2 separate regions of the Homo sapiens genome follow, and region 2 is linked to region 1. Evidence: read pairs that join two places in POLR2A ChIA-PET (ENCODE). Cell type or tissue: A673. All regions are shown on one strand. Links, peaks and the distances in the headings refer to the core of each region. The heading gives the core; the rest is flanking DNA. Region 1 overlaps PRKCA (protein kinase C alpha). Region 2 overlaps PRKCA (protein kinase C alpha).

Region 1 (4,399 bases), core at 184-4,183:
ACGGCAAGTCTTTTTTTTTTTGAGACCGAGTCTTGCTCTGTTACCCAGGCTGGAGTACAGTGGCGTGATCTTGGCTCACTGCAACCTCTGCCTCCCGGGTTCAAGCAATTCTCCTGCCTCAGCCTCCCAAGTAACTGGGATTACAGGCACCCGCCACCACGCCTGGCTAATTTTTGTATTTTTAGTGGAGACAAGGTTTCACTGCATTGGCCAGGCTAGTCTCAAACTACCGACCTCAAGCAATCTGCCCACCTCGGCCTCCCAAAGTGCTGGGATTATAGGCGTGAGCCACCACGCCCAACCCACCATGACAAGTCTTAAGCATACCAACTATTCCCGCTCCAGCCCGACAACTCAGCTTTATAAAATATGACTTGAAAGTTAATTTGCATCACACAGACATCAATCCAGCTCAATACCAGCATGTGCTATGGTGCCTAGTTGTACAAAATAAGTAAAAAAGAAAAAAAAAAGGATAATGGTGCCTATCAGCCATTATCCCTAAACTTGAATTAGCACCTAAAAATTAAAAAAAAATCATTCCTCCATGTTTCTAAACTGTTTGTAATTAACGATCATTTCCATTTTAAAGTCACATCTATGTGATATACAGAAACAAAGCCTCATTTTTTAATTAAAACAGAATTCTAGAGAAGTTTTCCATATTAATGTGCCATTCAGATTGAAGAAACTAATGTGAAACTAAAGCAACAAAAGTCACTTCAGTATTAAACAAATTTGGCACATGATAAAATTAAGTTCACTAAAAAGAAAACTTCAGAAGTATTGTTAGGCAAATTACTCATAATATGATCATCTTATTTTGAAGCCCACCTATTAAATTTTAAGTCATCCATGTACAACTTCTCCCAACTATAACAGCATTAAGAAAAACATCTTCATATTTAGAACTTAACAGTCATGTTTTAAGCTATTTTCTACATTGTAAATACTTAAGAATCAAGTTAAAATATTTTACATTTTTAAAAAATGAGTAATCTCCCATTTTCACATTTTAGGACAGTTCATTCACTTAGGATGTATAGTTGCATGCATGAATTCAACAAAAGGAGGAAAATGATTTAAGCTAGTGTACAGCCATTTAACTTCAACATAAATCTGAATGGAAGCTAATGGAAGTCTTTACAACTGTGAGCCAAGCTTTCTAAACCAGTGAGAGTTTTATTCCAATTATCACAAACAGCACCACAAATCATTCCTTATTAGAAACCTAAGAGAAGGAAAAAAATGAAGAGATAAGTTGAGAAAAAGGGATTGGCTACTTATCTGTACAGCTTCAGCAACTAAAAAAACGACTGCAATGGAAACATAAGACATTCACTAAATCTCCCCAATTTCAAATTACAGCTTCCCAATTCACCAGTCACACACAAGGGCAGCCTACTTAGCTTCTGTTCCAGCATCCTTTCCACCCATGGGGTGGTAGTACACTGTAAGTTCACAGTAGCATGGTAGCAGTATCATGTAAACTTGTATTTCTCAAATCTCAATCCCAGATGAAAACTAATACTCCAAACTAGGATACCAGTACACTGCAGCACCCCTTTCCTTTCCTTACCAAGGTTTCTGACCACGGTGAAAACACATCAGCCCGAGGTTAGCCCATGGAGAGAGAAGGAATAAACTACGGATCATGAACCAGAAATTCTGACTGAATACATCAGTTGACAGTTTCTAAAATAGAAAGTGTTACTGATTTTTTTTTTTTTTTTTGAGACAGAGTCTCACTCTGTCACCCAGGCTGGAGTGCAGTGGCGTGATCTCCGCTCACTACAAGCTCCGCTTTCCGGGTTCACGCCATTCTCCTGCCTCAGCCTCCCGAGTAGCTGGGACTACAGGCGCCCGCCACCGCGCCCAGCTAATTTTTTGTATTTTTAGTAGAGACGGGGTTTCACCGTGTTAGCCAGGATGGTCTCGATCTCCTGACCTCATGATCTGCCTGCCTTGGCCTCCCAAAGTGCTGGGATTACAGGCGTGAGCCACCACGCCCGGCTGCTGATTTTTAATATGTAAATATTTTAGTTCTTTATTTTTCCCTTATTAATACATGTATCTAGTATAACTGAGTATCTCATCTCCAGTCATAATTTCCATGCGGTAAGACCCTGGACTCCCAACATGATGCTATATATAATCAATAATCACTATTGCCAGCTTCCTTATAGTAGAGAGATCAGCAGAAAGAAGTGTCAAAGTAGCACACTTTTTAAACCAGGGGTGTCCAATCTTTTGGCTTCCCTGGGCCACACTGGAAGAACTGTCTTGGGCCACATGTAAAATACACTAACACTAATGATAGCTGATAAACTTTTAAAACAAATAAATAAATAAAAATTTAAAAATTCATAATTTTTTAAGAAAGTTTTCAAGTTTGTGTTGGGCCACATTCTAAGCCATCCTGGGCTGCATGCGGCCCACCGGTTGAACAAGCTTATTTTAAACACAAGAAGTTATTTTCCAAGCTTCAGTACAATGTATCTTCTACATGTAGATACAGTAATCTCTGTATTTGTAACTTTGTTCTGAAAATGATGACATGAAAACAAAAAGTTACAAGAGGAAACCATGTATTTAATAAAGAATCAGTATGTGGCAAAGCATGAAGTAGCTCCCTACATATTTTTCCTATCTGTTCTTCCATTTGGAGGTCAGTGGGGGCAACATCCCAAATAAGATGGGCTCTCTCAGTCTACTACTCCTGGAACGTGAGTCACTCTCATCCCTCTCTCACGCATGCCATTCCCTTACCTTAGAAGAGCTTCCTCCATTTTCCTAATCAAAGGAAATTCTAGCAACCTACAAAGCCCAAAACAAGAGCCATCTCCTGATGAGCTCAAAAAATATCTCCTTCCTTCCCACATGCTTCAAAAACTGTTATTTCATTCAGACTAAGATGTAATATAATGTACGTGATAGATGTATTGTTACAATGTGTTGTTTTCATATATGTCTTCTGTCCTGCGCCCTGCAGGGTCTGGCATGACATAGACTAAACAGAGGTCCATGTATCAGGCCATAAGCTCCCACTACAGGCAGGAAGCACATTAAGTGCTACTGAATTGAAAAAACACTTCCGGCTGGACGTGGTGGCTCATGCCTGTAATCCCAGCACTTTGGGAGGCCGAGGCAGGCGGATCACCTGAGGTCAGGAGTTCAACACCGGCCTGGCCAACACAGTGAAACCCCATCTCTACTAAGAATACAAAAATTAGCCGGGCATCATGGCACATGCCTGTAATCCCAGCTACTCGGGAGGCTGAGACAGGAGAATTGCTTGAACCCAGGAGACGGAGGTTGCAGTGAGTTGAGATCACACTACTGCACTCCAGCCTGGGCAACACAGCAAGACTCCGTCTCAGAAAAAAAAAAAAAAAGAAAAAACACTTCATTCTTTAATACCTCGACATTCAAGTTAATGGTGTGATTTAAGTGTGACAAAACTTCAAGAAAAGGAGAATTGTGAGAGGCAGCAGAACACCTGGCTTAACAGCATGGCATCTGGACTCATACTGCCCAGGTCTGAATCCCAGCCCCACCATTTTCTAACTATGTGGCTGTGGACAAGTTACTAAACCTCCCTGTGCCTCAGTGCCTGTTTCCTCATCTGTAAAACGGGAATCACAACACTGCCTATCTCTTCAGAATTGTGTGAGGATCAAGTGAGTTAAAAGTGAGTGCTTAGAACAGTGTATACAGTAAGTGCTATATGGGTGCTGGCTATCAGTTGTAGTGTTTCAAGTATAAGAAAACCCCTACGTCATAAACTTTGTGCACAACCACACACGAACTTGTGTGTATCACACAAGCTAGGTGTATATATATATACACACACACATATATATACACACATATATACACATATATATACACATACATACACACATATATACACACATATATACATACACATACACACACACATATATATACACACATATACACATACATACATACACACACACACACACACACACACACATATATATATATCTAGAGAGAGAGAGAGAGAAAGAAATTCTATCGTAGAGATTAACTCAAAACTACCAGTTTTCCTGACGGTAAAACCATGAGTTAATCTCTACAGTAGAATTTTACTCTCAATTCAACTGTTAACTGGACCCTCATTGACCCATCCCCTCAAACTTGAGGAAGCTTGTCCAAGTCAGAGCTAAACTCATGTCTCATATTTACATCCTTATGGTTTATTTCCTAACTACCTACTGCAGTCACCGTGGACGGGACAGATGGATCTACTATTGCTCATGGATACTGGAGGGGGAACAGCAAGAGAAGGCATTAAAGATGAACTGCCCTTACGCTAATCTTACTTGATGGACTTGCTCTCAAATAATTCTTATCTCGTGCTGGCCATTAATCA
Region 2 (4,399 bases), core at 122-4,121, 180 kb before region 1:
CATTAACAGTAAGTGCCAAAACTAACAGTTGCACAGGCGTTAAAAAAATTAAAGCTCAGAAATCCACATTGACATCAAATCATGATTTCAGGACTACTTACATCAGTGTCGGGTCCCTTATCCGCACCCGGACAAGAAAAAGTAACAAATTCATGGCACCTCTTGTGGACCACAAAACAGCAAACTGGTAGAGAAAAAGGAAACTAAAATTAGAATAGACATGATTTAACATACGAGCTTTATTTTCCAAACAGAGATACTTGCTGTTAGAAGTCAATTTAATTTCACTACAGACAGAATCTTATAAACAGCAATCAGAAGGCATTTCATTCTAGAATCAGCAACATTTGGTATTGATTAGACTCATAGATAACAGAGTCCCAAAATGCCAGCACTGACAGGGCCACAAACTGTGGCTCTTACTCTCTGAAGTTGAGGGAGAGGAGAATCAGATTGTAAGACAGTTTCCCAAAGTAGAAACCGGGAAACAAAATTTAGAACATTTTGCACCATCCTAGCCGGGCACAGCGGTTCATGCCTGTAATCCAAGCACTTTGGGAGGCCGAGGCAGGTAGATCACTTGATGTCAGGAGTTCAAGAGCAGCCTGGCCAACATGGTAAAACCCCATCTCTACTAAAAATACACACACACACACATACACAAATTAGCTGGCCATAGTGATGGGCGCCTGTAATCCCAGCTACTCAGGAGGTTGAGGCAGGATAATCGCTTGAACGTGGGAGGTGGAGGTTGCAGTGAGCCAAGATCCATGCCACTGCACTCCAGACTGGGCAACAAGAGTGAAACTCCGTCTCAAAAAATAAAATAAAATAAAATAAAATAAAATAAAATAAAATACTTTGCACCATCCTATAGCAACACACTAACACACACATATAAATGTATATAAACATTGTATTCCGTGGTTGAAATAAAATATAAAGAGAATAACTGATTATAAATAATGTGAGTATCCCTAAATGTGGGTTGCAGGACTTCCTCAGCAACTTAATAAACTCATTCAGACACAAATGCAATCTACAGAAAACAGACCTTTGAAATGAATCAAAACAATCTTAGCAAACACCTTAACACCTTCCTATATCTGTCTTTTTGCTACAGATTCTGTCACCAGTTGGGAGAGTTCCTGCAAATTCAGCAAAATCTACTACCCAGTAAATATTTTCAAAGCTTAACATGGTTTTGATAAATAGTCCTAAGGATGAATCAACAAAATAACTGTTATAGAAAGTAATCCCCTAAGAGTTTTTTTTTTTTTTTTGAGACCGGGTCTCACTTTGTCACCGAGGCTGGAGTGCAGTGGGGTGATCTTGGCTCACTGCAGCCTCAACCTCCTGGGTTCAAGAAATCCTCCTGCCTCAGACTCCCAAGTAGCTGGGAATACAGGCAAGTGCCACCACACCCTGCTCATTTTTACATTTTTGTAGAGACACGGTTTCACCATGTTGGCCAGGCTAGTCTCGAACTCCTAAGCTCAAGCAATCTGTCCACCTTGGCTTCCCAAAGTGCTGGGATTGTAGGCGTTGAGCTACTGCACATGTCCCCCTGAAAGGTTTGTATTGATGGTAATAAGATAGAGGACGCAAAAAATAAATGACCTAGTCTCTCCTTGAAAGCTTGAAGTCTAGCTCCAAAAAGGCATCATCTACTACTCTTATCATTTGTTGAATAATAACAACATGTTAAAAAACAGTATACCCTCAGGAATACTAGGTTAGTCATAAGTCTTTACTGCATGCTGTGGTTTGATTTCATGTCAGCTGTGAAACCCATGTTGAAATTTGGTTGCCATGGTGGCAGTTTTGGGAGATGGGACCCTTGGGGGGTCACTCCACCATGAGGGCTTTGCCCTCAGGGGTAGAATTAATGTCATTACAAAAAGGTGAGTAGAGCCCCCTTTTGTCTCTTTGCCCTTCTGCCTTCTGCCACACGAGGACAAGGTCTTCCTCCCCCTGGGAGCATGCAGTAAACAGGCCCTTGCTCAATGCTGGCACCTTGATCTTCGACTTCCTGGCCTCTAGAACTGTAAGAAAACAAATTTATGTTCTTTACAAATTACCTAGTCTCAGGTATTCTGTTATAGCAGCAAAAATGAACTAAGACTCTGCACAAGGAAGGTTAGAGTTTCCCAAATGTGTGGCTCATACGCTATTTTCTCCTCTCACCAATGATAATACAGTTCCCTGCACATATGGCAGTAGATACAGAAGACCAAAGAGGGTGAGTCATTTCCGTAGGTGGAAGAGGGTGGCAGGATGGCTCAGAGCTGAAATCCCAAGAGGAGCCCAGAGTACTGAGAGGGCTGTGAGTGGCCAGTAAGAAATTCAGAATAGCCTAGGAAATCACTGAAAGGTTCTGAACAAAGAGTAACACAGACAAAAACAATGCTTTAGAAGTGCAAATGGTGGTAATAGGAAGAATTTAATAGAATAGATTGAGGCCTATAATGCCTCATTAGAAGCCTCTTGCATAGTCTAGGTATGAAAGTAATTGGCCATCATCATGCAGGCTGCTAAGAAATGGAAGTAACAGAGGCCAGGGAAATTACACAAGAACGATGAGACTTGCTGACTGACCACACAGCACCATTTACTGAGCATCTTATCACGTGCCAGGCTGTTGCTGTTGTTGTACTGGGTCCCTTCACATGCATTATTAGCAAATTGAATCCTCCTAACAATGCTCCTTAATATGCTGCAATATCTATATTTTATGGATGGGAAAATGCTGCCCAGATCCCCCAAATCTAGCATGCTGTACAGTGAATGCTTGTGAACGGGAGACAGGAAGGGAGGCAGGGAGGACAGACAGATGGATAGATGAATGAACCAACAAACAAAGGATGGTCTTTCCCAAGGCTGAGTCACCATGTGATGGAATCAGGATTCATGCTAAGAGTTGCTGGACACCACAGCCCCCCGTCCTTTCATCATGTCATATGCACTGGCAGGATTTCCAGAGCAGAAAGGGTAAAGAGCTGATGCCAAGATTTTTTACATGGGTAACAGGAAAATGGGTATATGACAAAATAGACATACACACACACACACACACACACACACACAAATATACCTACATAGACATACACATATACACATATATACAACTCAGAGGATGAAGATACAGTATATTAGGGAAATAGAATCATGGATAATTCTTTTTAAAGGGTTTTCTTTTAAGGTAATCATAATATAATGTGATTGTAAAAATACACATTTTAAAGGTACTCATGATACCATGTCACTGTAAAAATATACATTTTAAAAAAGAAAATGCATGCCTGGCATTGAGCAGACAAAGAGCCAGATAACCAAACAGGAACCATCCACAGAAAGGTGACAAGTGGAGAGCTCTTAAAGCAAGCATCCCTTTAGAGGGGGAGGTGCCCTGGGTGAGGGATCCTGCTGGCTGCCCAGCACGCTGGCCACACCTGTCTGCCCTGCACAGTCAGGGGCAGGAGGAGGTGAGTGTGAATCGAAGAAAACAGCCCTCTTGGCTGCCCAGGCAGCACAGAGACACTCAAAGGGCAGTGCTTAGCTCCTACAAGCCCTGAGAGAAGTGGCCTTTCTCCACTGTGTTTCTGCTAAAAGCATCTTGATTGCAAAACTCTCGAAGGACGGATAATAAAGCCGTGCTGTGATGGCACAAATTAATCTGATCTGCTCTCTCTCCCCAGGCACACAGTCATCTTTCATCCACTGGAATAAGAAAGATAAATTACCAAAGGAAAAAGGTTACAGGGGCATTACTTCCTCATCACGGTTTATTACAGATGTAGTGTTTTGGTTGGAAAATAAGCATTCCTATTCCCTACTTAATCGTTCAAACATTTGGGCCTTTCATCTCTTTTTAAAAAAAACCATCTCCACATTCAGTGAACACTGTTAAGAAAACTCACACTTATCAAATCCCATGGAAGAATAGTTTGCTTTTTGTACCTGTTCTTTCTGTCTATGATTTGCAGGTCAATGCAATTATGTATCTACAGCTGGAAGTATTTCTATTGCACACCTCAAAAAAACTCATGCCGAATGTTATCCTAAGAAGACCCGGGCCCTCATTATCCAGCACAATTTGCAGAGGCAGCAAAAAGCTTTACCTATCCCAAAATAATTTCCTCCCAACCTGCCTTAACTACCCCCTCCCCACCTACCTTACACGAAAGCTTCCCATTTGAAGGACTGGATTCACCCTATGAGAGGCAGACAGAAAGGCCATGTGTTTCCAGACAGCCACTCATAGACACGTTATCTGAGGGATAAAGAGCCCTCTAAGCCTACTTGAAGATTCGAAATTCAGAATGGATGATCTCCAAAGGAAGAAGAAACAGAATGTGCCCAATCCTGGGTGACTAAGGAGAAAAAGTGTAGATGCCCC

What was found. Peaks named below come from ENCODE experiments on the same cell type or tissue, not always from the same donor. Only the 100,000 strongest peaks of a DNase experiment are listed, where the experiment ranks them.
Region 2: POLR2A ChIA-PET joins it to region 1 with 7 read pairs; 7 of 35 experiments call an interaction of 5 or more read pairs at or near these places.

What each region holds. Positions count from the first base shown.
Region 1 is chr17:66,314,477-66,318,875 of GRCh38, reverse strand. All of the region lies in intron 2 of PRKCA (protein kinase C alpha), which reads right to left. Among named protein-coding and RNA genes, the nearest start is that of PRKCA, 14 kb to the right of the region's middle. In A673, for the core only: no CTCF peak of the experiment used is centred there; no DNase peak of the experiment used is centred there.
Region 2 is chr17:66,491,986-66,496,384 of GRCh38, reverse strand. It overlaps PRKCA (protein kinase C alpha), which reads right to left. Exons shown (of 17, transcript NM_002737.3): 3 at 102-184. Among named protein-coding and RNA genes, the nearest start is that of PRKCA-AS1, 77 kb to the right of the region's middle. In A673, for the core only: no CTCF peak of the experiment used is centred there; a DNase peak (open chromatin) is centred at 2,254; H3K27ac peaks cover 340 bases.